2 separate regions of the Mus musculus genome follow, and region 1 is linked to region 2. The links are chromatin contacts, found by POLR2A ChIA-PET in ENCODE. All regions are on one chromosome and are shown on one strand. Each heading gives the region's core, a stretch centred on a gene start or an enhancer-like site at or near the end of the contact. The rest is flanking DNA. Distances are from core to core; before and after follow the strand shown. Region 1 holds the start of Rab11b (RAB11B, member RAS oncogene family). Region 2 holds the start of Brd2 (bromodomain containing 2).

What was found. ChIA-PET counts read pairs that join two places held with the same protein, here RNA polymerase II (POLR2A).
Region 1: POLR2A ChIA-PET joins it to region 2 with 12 read pairs in embryonic stem cell. The contact joins the promoter of Rab11b here to the promoter of Brd2 in region 2. POLR2A ChIA-PET finds 5 or more read pairs at or near these places in 2 of 5 experiments (Patski and embryonic stem cell).

The regions. Positions count from the first base shown.
Region 1 is chr17:33,758,397-33,763,727 of GRCm38, forward strand. Rab11b (RAB11B, member RAS oncogene family) reads right to left here and starts at 2,090. Exons shown (of 5, transcript NM_008997.3): 1 at 1,827-2,090. The coding sequence starts at 1,866. It overlaps Gm17251 (a long non-coding RNA gene), which reads left to right and starts at 1,462. Exons shown (of 2, transcript XR_003952408.1): 1 at 1,462-2,191; 2 at 3,146-3,471.
Region 2 is chr17:34,119,011-34,124,021 of GRCm38, forward strand. Brd2 (bromodomain containing 2) reads right to left here and starts at 3,597. Exons shown (of 13, transcript NM_001204973.1): 1 at 3,152-3,597; 2 at 1-890. It overlaps H2-DMa (histocompatibility 2, class II, locus DMa), which reads left to right and starts at 3,822. Exons shown (of 6, transcript NM_010386.4): 1 at 3,822-3,924.

The sequences.
Region 1 (5,331 bases), core at 840-3,339, 360 kb before region 2:
TACTATGGATGTGTAACCTAAGTTAGCTTTTAAAAAATTTAAAAGAAGCCGGGCGTGGTGGCACATGCCTTTAATCCCAGCACTTGGGAGGCAGAGGCAGGCGGATCTGTGAGTTCGAGGCCAGCCTGGTCTACAAAGTGAGTGCCAGGACTACACAGAGAAACCCTGTCTCGAAAAAAAAAAAAAAAATACAAGAAAAATCTCATTCTGTTGACTTGCCACTCCCACCTCACCCGTTTATGTAGACCAGGCTTGCCTTGAACTCATGGAGCTCTGTCTGTCTCTGCTTCCTGAAGCTGGGATTAAAGGTGTGTGACACCACACTCTGCTAAATTACACGATTTTTTTTCAGTTTATCTCTATATGTGATGTGGAGTACCTGTGACGGGCAGAAGACAATTTGCAGACTCTCTTCCACCATGAAGGTCCCAAGATTGAACTCAGGTCATCAGGCCTGGCAGTGTACACAAATACCTACGCTACCTCACCATCCCAGATTGGCTCTGAACTGCAAAGAAATCCTGTCTTAAGTCAGGGTTTCTATTCCTGCACAAACATCATGACCAAGAAGCAAGCTGGGGAGGAAAGAGTTTGTTCGGCTTACACTTCCATACTGCTGTTCATCACCCAAGGAAGTCAGGACTGGAACTCAAGCAGGTCAGAAAGCAGGAGCTGGTGCAGAGGCCATGGAGGGATGTTCTTTACTGGCTTGCTTTCCCCTGGCTTGCTCAGCCTGCTCTCTGATAAAACCCAAGGCTGCCAGCCCAGAGATGGTCCTACTTACAAGGGGCCTTTCCTCCTTGATCACTAATTGAGAAAATGTCTTACGGTTGGATCTTATGGAGGCATTTCCTCAACTGAAGCTCCTTTCTCTGTGGTAACTCCAGCTGTGTCAAGTTGACACAAAACTAGCCAGTACATCCTCCTACCTCCAACTCTGAGTACTGGGATTGCAGGTGTGCACCACTACTGGCCTGTTTCCTGGATAATATGGGCTGTATAAACTAATAAGGAGGAGTAAAAGGGACCATTATTAAAAAGTTTCAGAATAGTACAGGTACTGCATTTAACGTTGTCCATGTGTGGTTTTTCTTTTTTTCCTTTGAGAAAGGGTTCCAGTAATCCAGCCTGGCCTCTGCACTTTTGATCTTCCTACCTCTGCCTCCCAAGTGTTGCGACTACAGGCCTGCACCATCACCAAGGCGGTGTTAGTGATAAAATCCAGGGCTTTGAGCATGCTGCTGCTAGGAATGCTACCAACTGAATCACTTCTCCATGAATATCAAGAGTTTGAACTAGTCGACAGACAGGCCCCAATCTACCCAATTCCAAAGCACCATAATATAGGGTTCCTGCACATGATCCAGGCTCCACTCCAAGGTAGGCCCCGGGTGTGTCAGTCAGTCCTAGAAGGCTCACACCAATCAGGCTTTGTGGGCACGCCCACAACCTTCTCCTTCGCCTTAACACCAGCTACAATCCTGCTTTCAACGCAGTCCGCCCGCCAAACCCAGGAAAGCCCCGCCCCTCGGGACGCCCCGCCCCAACGGCCTCTCCTACCACCTCGGGCCCCACCCCCCCAAGGCCCCGGCCCCGCCCCGGCGCATCCGGGGTCCGTAGGCCTCGCCGAGCCTCCCTTTCCTCACCACTGCGTACTAGGGCCCGAAGCCTAGCGAACTCCACTTGCCCCGGCTTCCTCCGACTCCCAGCCCGGATAGGCCCCGTTGAAGTCCGGGCCTCCACCCTGAGCTCTCTGTTCCTGTAGCACGGCTTCGGCCCTCCAGTCGCTACCGCCACCTCGCCTGTCTGTACCCCACAAGGCGCACCTTTGAATAGGTAATCGTACTCGTCGTCCCGGGTCCCCATTGTCCTGGCGCTTCCGGCGGGATCGGCGACTCCGCAGCCCCACCACAAACACCCGTCGGGGGCGGAACCGGCGCCGCGTAGAGCGGCGGTCTAAAGGCCAGTCAACGGTGAAAGCGGTAGTGACAGGCACCTGGACAAGCCAATCAGGCTGAGAAACCGAGCTCGGGGGGTAGGAGCCTCCTGGGATCCACCCTTCTAGCCCTCGGTCTCCCGGAGAAAGGCGGAAGGAATGCGGACCTTTTTGAAATGACAGATTCAGCAGCCTATCAAAAGCAGATGGGGGAAGGCGGGACGGAACACTTGAACAATGAAGTGGATTGACAGAGTGCGTAACCAATGAGAGACTGAACTCAGACTGGGCCTTCCAGCGAACCTGTAGGGGAAGGGAAATTGAGCTACCTCTAGGTGACGTTACGGACTTTAACGTCCTGATGACATCATAGATCAGTGGGTCTCCTCCGACCTCTTATTCTAGCCCCATAAATGACCATTTCCGGGCGTATGTTCGTTGATTGGGGGTGCCTTCTCTGGGTTGCAGTTCCCCAGTTCTTTGTTTAAATACAAAGCTTATGTCAGTACCTCCAAAACAAATGGGGATCCTAGGCTTTTTTATTTGTTCCTCTTCTCAAAAAGTTCTCTTGTTTTCTGCTTTCACCATTACTCATATTTTTTCTTTTCTTTTTTTAAGACAGGTTTTTCACTATGAAACCCTAGCTAGACTGGAATTGGTGATATGGATCAGACTATACCTGTCTGATTTTCTTTTTTCTTTATTGTTTTTTTTTTTTTTTTTTTTTTTTTTTTTTGTGACAGGGTCGCACCATGTAGCCCTGGCCATCTGGAACTTGCCCTGTATAGACCAGGCTGGCCTTGAACACAGAGAGCTGCCTGTCTCTGCCTCCCAAGTGCTGGGATTAGAGGCATTGGCCACCACCACCCAGCTTGATTTTGTTTGTTTGCTTGTTTGTTTGTTTGTTTGTTTGTTTGTTGAGACGAGGCCTCAAGTTACCCTGACTAGCTTCATATTGAAGAGGGAGTAGAGATAGAGAAAGGGAGAGAGAGTGGCAAGGAGGGGGGTGGAGAGAGAAGAGGAGAGGCCGGCCAGGGAGAAGGGGCAGAGTGTAGGATAAGAGAGGAGGGGGGCAAACAGCCCCTTTTCTAGTGAGTTAGTCATACCTAGCTATTGCCAGGTAACTGGGAGCCTAGAAGGAATGATAACAATACATATTTACTTTGAACTAACTTCTTTTTTTCTTGTTCTGTTTTATTTGGAGCACAGGGTCTCCCTGCCTAGAACCTGATATTTAACACTGAGAGATCCACCTGGCTCTGCGCCGCTAAACACGCCACCTCGTGCTAGCCAACTTTGAACTTATGATTCTCTTGTACACTGGTAACTTGGAAGTTACCTCTCGGGGGCTGGAGAGATGGCTCAGTGGTTAAGAGACTGACTGCTCTTCCAGAGGTCCTGAGTTCAATTCCAAGCACATGGTGGCTCACAACCATCTGTAATGGGATCTGATGCCCTCTTCTGGTTTGTCTGAAGACAGATACAGTGTACTCGTCACATATATAAAATAAATAAATAAAATCTTTTTTTAAAAATTTACCTCTCTGATTTCATTTTCTTTCTCTGCTTGTGTATTCCTGAGATTATGTGGCTCATTTGGGCCATGAAGTCTTTGTTTAACAGATATTAAGAGATTGGGAGAATAGTAAGGAACAGCAATGCAGCTTAATTTTATTTATGTGTATGTGTGTTATGTTTGCATGTTGTGCACTATGTGTTTGCAGTGCCCATAGAGGTCAGAGATGATGTTGGATCCTTAACTGGAGTAATAGACAGTTGTGATCCACCATGTGGGCACTGGGAATCAAACCTGGGTCTTCTGTAAGAGCAGCCAATGATCTTAACCACTGAGAAATCTCTCAAGCTGGAAGCTAAATTAATTAGAATGCAAAGGCTTGATTTCAATCCCTAGCACTGAAGTGGGGGAAAAGTTATTACTGGCACTATAACAGGTGTTTAGAAGCTGCTTTGGGGCTGAAAATGGGGCTCAAATGAGAGTTCTTAGTATGCACATAAACTGGGTGTGGTGGCATATGCCATTAGGAGAGTTGAGTCCAAGGTCATCTCCTGCCACATATGGAGTTTGAGGCCCTTACTAAAACAAACAAAAATAAGAGGCTAGAGAGATAACTCATCCACTAAGATCACATTCTGTTCTTATAGAAGACCCAGGTTTGATTCTCAGTACCAACATGGTGGCTTACAACCATCTGTAACCACAGTTTCAGGGGATCTGAAACCTTAGGGTCCTGTATTCATGTTTCTTTTTCTTTTCTTTCTCTCTCTCTCTCTCTCTCTCTCTCTCTCTCTCTCTCTCTCTTTCTTTCTTTCTTTCTTTCTTTTTTTGCTTTGTTTTGGTTTGGTTTTGGTTTGTTTTGGTTTTTGGTTTTTTGAGACAGGGTTTTTCTGTGTAGCCCTGGCTGTCCTGGAACTCACACTGTAGACCAGGCTGTCCTGGAACTCAGAAATCCTCTGCCTCCTGAGTGCTGGGATTGAAGGCGTGCACCACCACGCCCGGGTTCATCCTTTTTTTCTTAAGTTTTTATTTTTGGAGACAGGGTCTCTCTGTGTAGTCTTGCCAGTCCTAGAACTCACTATTGAGTCAAGATTAGTCTTGAACTCACAGAAATCTGTGTGACTCTGCCTCAGTAGTGCTGAGGTCAAAGATGTGTGTCTCTATACCAAGCTAAAGCATATGTTGAAGCAATAGGGTGATAAATTCTATATAGGGAATGATGCAGGGTAAGAGGGAAATGTTACATTGGAAACTGGTGCTGTAACTGGAGTCGGGGGAAAACCCAGCCTCTGGCAGCTGAACAAGGTCTTAGTTAGGGTTTTGCTGCTGTGAACAGACACCATGACCAAGGCAAGTCTTATAAAAACAACATTTAATTGGGGCTGGCTTACAAGTTCAGAGGTTCAGTCCATTATCATCAAGGTGGGAGCATGGCAGCATTCAGGCAGGCATGGTGCAGGAGGAGCTGAGAGTTCTATGTCTTCATCCAAAGGCTGCTAGTGGAAGACTGACTCCTAGGCAACTAGGATGAGGATCTTAAACTCACACCCACAGAGGCACACCTACTCCAACCAGGTCACACCTCCAAATGGTGCCACTCCCTGGCACAAGAATATACAAACCATCACAAGTAAGGCTAGCCTAGTTAGCCCAATATGCCAATTAAAGAGATAGATAAAAAGAGTGTTTGCTTAACAAGAACAAAATCCTGGATTCTATAAACAGAACCACAAGTTTGTGTGTGTGTGCATATATAGTGTATGGCAATCTCTAGGCTAGCAGGAGCTACATGAGACCCTTTCAGAAGATGATGCAGGCATGTCTCTGTGACCTCAAGGCCATCCTGGTCTTTATAGTCAGTTCCAGAACTACATAAACT
Region 2 (5,011 bases), core at 2,347-4,846:
GTCAGACCTCCGATGGAGGCGGATGAGCACCAAAAAGGGGTTTCAGAGAGCCGCCGCCTCCATCTTTGAAATCCTCTTGAGGGCGGAGTAGAGGGGTGGACAGACACCGAGGACTGGGCGGGGCCCGAGAAAGGGGAGCCTCGGGGGCTTCTATGGGGTCTGCACTGTCCGCCGGGAGCGGTCGCGGGCCGGGACGAAGTCCATTTCCAAGCGGATGGACGTGGATTGTACTGGCGGCCCGCAGAGGCTCCGAGACGCTGGGTCAGTAGGCGCAATCCTCCAGCTCGTCCTAGAGGCTGCTCCACTCCAGCGCGAAATGGCGCCGCCGAGCCCCGCGCCAGCGCTTTATATATAGCCGGAGGGGCGGAGCTTCGCTGCTCATGCGCGCCACCCTGCTCGCGAGCTCCCCCGCCCCCTCCGCGCGTGCTCGCCCGCTCACGCGCCTGGAGAAGCAAAGGCGAGGGGGCAGGCCCGCCTCTTCGCGGGAGCCTTTCCTATTGGTCCGCTCGAAGGATGACGTCACAAACTCCAGTTCCAAGGCGTCGATTATCGGCAGCAGAGTGCCGCAGAGAGCCAAGGCGAAAAGGCACCCCGCCATGTCTCCGAGCCAATTGGCTGCGCCGTGGCTTGGCGAACCCTGGGAGAGATGGAGGCCGAACGGCGTGTAGGCGCCATCTCCCCGGGGCCTGCAACACGCTGTCCCCACCTCCAGGTCTGACGGAGCCTTCCCGGGCTTGCACACACCGAATTTCTGCCGGTCGCCCGCGGCAGGCTGGTCGCGCCATTTGCAGCTTTTCCATTGGCGGCGCGGGCGGGGCGCAGAGTGGGACGGGTCGCGCGGGCGGGGCGGGCGAAAGGTTCTTGGCTGCGAGGCCGCCGCAGTGGAGAATCTGAAACAAGGAAGACAGACGCCATCTTAGAAGTCGCGGCCTGCTTCTCGGCTGAGCGCTCCACAGTAACCCCGCGACGCGATCTAACGTCCCCTGATCCAACACATGACCGGAGCGTTCCAAGACTAACCTCGTCTTCCCCGAACCAAAGTAATCAGATAGCAAAGGCCACGCTCTGCCCTAAAATCCTCAGCTCTAAAGATGCGAGGCCACCCCGAGTGTTTACTGTCTAGCCAGCCCCGGGGGCTCATACCCTGCCCGCCCGCCCGCATTTGCAGATTCTCGCGCACTTACCCGCCTTAGGAACGCACAAGGCGTCCACATGCCCTAAAAGCCGATCTCGGCAAACTTTCCCGGCGTCAGGGTGAGGAGAGCGGGCGCAGCGCACGGCTCCTTGGCCCCATCTCGCCCCAGCGTGGGCGAGCTGACGCCCCCCGCCCCCATCGGGCTGGGAGTCCTCCCCACGGAGCGCCTCTTCCATCGGTCAGCGCCAGGGAGGAGGGCGAGCCGAGGAGGCGGCGGCGGCGCTGCTCTGCAGCCCTCCTCCCTCCCCTCCCCCCCGCAGCCGGACGCCTCCGAGGAGGGGCAGGAGCCATTTTGGGAGCTGTCTCGCCCCCTCCCCCTCCCCTACGCTGTCTTGGGACTCGAAACAAGACTTAAGTAGGAACCACCAGCCAGTTCTCAAGGTCAGATGGCAAAAGCAACTCTGGGGTAGCCCCTCGCGCGAAAGTAAAAGCGTCTATCCCCCCAGAACACACCTCTCGCTCCCAAACTCCCCTTTCCCTGGCTGGGAAGACAGGTGTGCACGTCTGGGCAAGTAAATTAACGTTGGTGAGGGGCTGTAAGGCGGGCTCACCATTCCCCAATTATAGCCCCAACTGGCCTAGGTCCTAGAACTGCAACCAGGCGACCCTCCCTCCACATGAGCCCTCGACCTCGAACCTCGGTCACTGCACTTAACATGGCGGCCAAGCTCCCGTCTTCTGGACCGCAAGATAAGCGCAGACCCCGCAAGGGGTAAGTGCGCCTTGGAAGCAGAGACCCTGCACTCCCCGCCGGGAACCAGGCCCGGGTCGCCCGAGTGCGCGCGGCCCCGCCCGGGTGGCTGCGGCGAGCAGGGCAATGACACAGCAACTTTAGAGGCCTCTCCCCTCCCCCTGGCGGCCCGGCCTCCAAACTGGATTTTCCGCACCTGGGCCTGGCGGGTCCGGGCCGAAGCCCGACGGGGGTGGGGTGGGGGTGGGGAGAGAACTCGGGGAGCGGGGAAACTGCTGGGCCTTAGAGAGAAAGGGTAGCCAGACGACGCTCCCGTTTCCCTGCATTCCGGAAAATCACTGCGCCCCAGTCATTCCCAGCCCTCCCTGCCCCCACATGAGTCACAGGGGAGGCTGCTGCTACTTAGTAATTTGGAAAAGTAACTCTTTCCTCCTTTCCGTTCCCTCCCCCGCAGCACACAAGGAGGCAACTGTTCCAGGCAGGGGGAGGGGAGGAGGGCGGCAGTAGAGCATGCCACCCGGAGAAACCCTAGACCTCGGAGACTGGGAGGCTCGGACCACGCTGGCTCTCCCCTCCCAGCACCCACCTCAGGCCAGGACTGCGCTCGCAGGCGGCCCCCAGGCTCTGGGCCGGTGAGCCCTCCCCACCCTGGGGCAGAGACAAACAGCTAAGAGCCCGGAGGGGATGCGCAGCTGGGAACAGCAGGCCCCACAGGCCGCGTCCTCGTGAAAAGCACACAAACTCGACCGAGCCTCCATCACGCCATGTGACGATGGCGAGCCTGCTACCCTTGACACAAAGGGAGCTTAGGGAGTCCCTGGGGAGGCAGGGAGTCGGCGCCAGGGAACCACACCAGTTCACCTCCAGAGCTGCCAACTCCTAAGCTCTCGCATCCCACGACCAACACTCACACTCAGCCTACGGGGTCGCCCTCCCCTCGCCCGCCCAAAACATCCCATCTCACCTGGCTCCCGATTCCTGTCCCCCCCCCCCCCCCCGGTGACGGGTGCATGGGGCACAAGCCACCCTCGCCCCTTTGCCCTCCGATGGGTATGTAGGCACGAGGTTGGCCATTCCCCTCCCCCACACAGTGGCCCTCTTGCGCTGGCCCCAGTCCACACTCCCATTGGCTGTCAGGTGTTTGAAAGACAAGTCTTTCCCCCTTGGGATTTTTCTCCTGAACCCCAAGAATTCTTCCCACTCCCCACCTTTACTTATGCATTTAAATGACCGATGGCGTCCCCGCCCCAGGGGCCCCTGCTCACCTGGATCCAGGAGCCACGGGGGGGCCCTCGAAAGTCGCCCTCAGCCCGGCTGGGGGGGGAGCAAGGAATCCGGGGTGTCAACCCCCCCGGAAGCCGAGAAGGCGTTGGGGGAGGGGGCGTAGCCCCCAGCCCCTCCCTTCCCTAGCCGCTGGGGGTGGGGGGAAAAGCATCGGGGCCGCGCGGCCACGTCAGCAGCGCTCCGACTGGCTGGGGCGGGTCACGTGTCCGCCCCCCCTACGGCCACGAGGGCGAGGTTTCCGAACACTGCGGAGGGTCGTGAACGGGGTCACAGGGACTGCAAGGCCCAGACCTGTGTCCCGAGACCCCAGACCTCGCTAAGGCTGTTGCCTCGCCAGGTCCCCGGCCTCCCTTGCGCCTGTGGTCGCCCCCGTCCCCCCCACTCGCCTCTCGGTACGAGTTCAGCATGGCTGCCGCAGCCCCACGAAACACATAGCGCATGCGCAAGGGTGTGCCTGGTCTGGGGGGAGGGGAGGCACGGGTCGCGGGGAGAGCCGCGGTGCGCAGGCTCAGTGCGCCCCGAGCCTCGGGGCCACCTCGTTGAGCGATGGGTGTGGCGGGAGCGCGCGGGCCTGCGCCCCGGTGGCCTCCCCCCCCTCCCCACCGCGGCGGGGGGAATAGGTTCTTCCGGCTCCGGTCTGAGGCGTTGCCTGGCACTTTCTGGCCAGAATCCGCGGGGCCCCATGCTGTGGTCCCAGGAGGCACGCGGGTCCTGGCTGCAGCAGCGGGACTGCAGGGCGAGCCTCCCTGGAACGGTGGGGGTCCGCTTGGATGTTGCACGCTCGATTTGACGTTTTAATCGGGAGGAGTTGTGGGGTTCCTCGAATTTCTTAAACTGTTTCTTTTTTTTTTCCTCTATGAGACTTGAAAATACCCGAATCCTGCCTTCGAAGTATACCACCCGTGTTTCTTTCTCTGATCGTGTACAGGTAGACCATTTATTAACATAGAGTTCTACTTCGTCATTTCTGCTCGTTTTGATCATGATTCTTTCCTGACATTGTCTATACTCTGTTTCTGTTTCTGTGACCTGCCTTACTAGTTTGTTTCTCAGTCTTGAATTCATCCTACTAAAGTTTAGGGTGACAACTTAAAAACAATGCAGTTGACTTAAAGTGCGAAGCTCGCGCTTATCTCTGTTGTCTTTTGTCTTTGAAGGTATGGTCTGGATTTACACTCTGCACCAGCAGCCCACCTGTATTTTCCGTGTGTAGAACAGGGCATGTCTCTTATTTTATCGGGGCTTCTCAGTTGAAGGAAATTGCTTTTGACTTGGTCACCTTTCTCTGTTAACCTAAGTAACTTCCTGTCCATTTTGCTCTCTTAGCCAAAAAGAAAACCCTATTCAGTACCTACCCTGTCTCTAAGTAGCCAAAAAGAAAACCCTATTCAGTACCTACCCTGTCTCTAAGTACTCCGTGGCTTTCTCAACTTCCTTGCACAGCAGGACTTGGACTTACAAGACTCTCCCTGCTTGTCTCCTCCCAGTTCTCTTATTTCCCACTTCATGCAGCCCCAGAGTGTGACCTCACCACCCTACTTAGCAGGACCTCCCAGCTGCCCACCCCAGAGTCCACTTCTGATTTCTCCCTGACATTGCCCATGCATGTCATGTTCCCAACCCCCAGTCTCCCTTTTGTACATTTGGGTAGCTGGTTCCTGCTGTTTGTCTGGAATGCTTCTACATCTTCAATGACTCAAGCCTTTCAACTCCACCGTAAGATTAGACAGTTCTCTTGAGTGGAACTTCCTATGAAAAATTCCTGCCTGGATAACCCCAGACACTGGAGCATGCTCAGAATTGATGTGGGCTGTCCGGCGCATCTGATCTGCTGCTGTGTT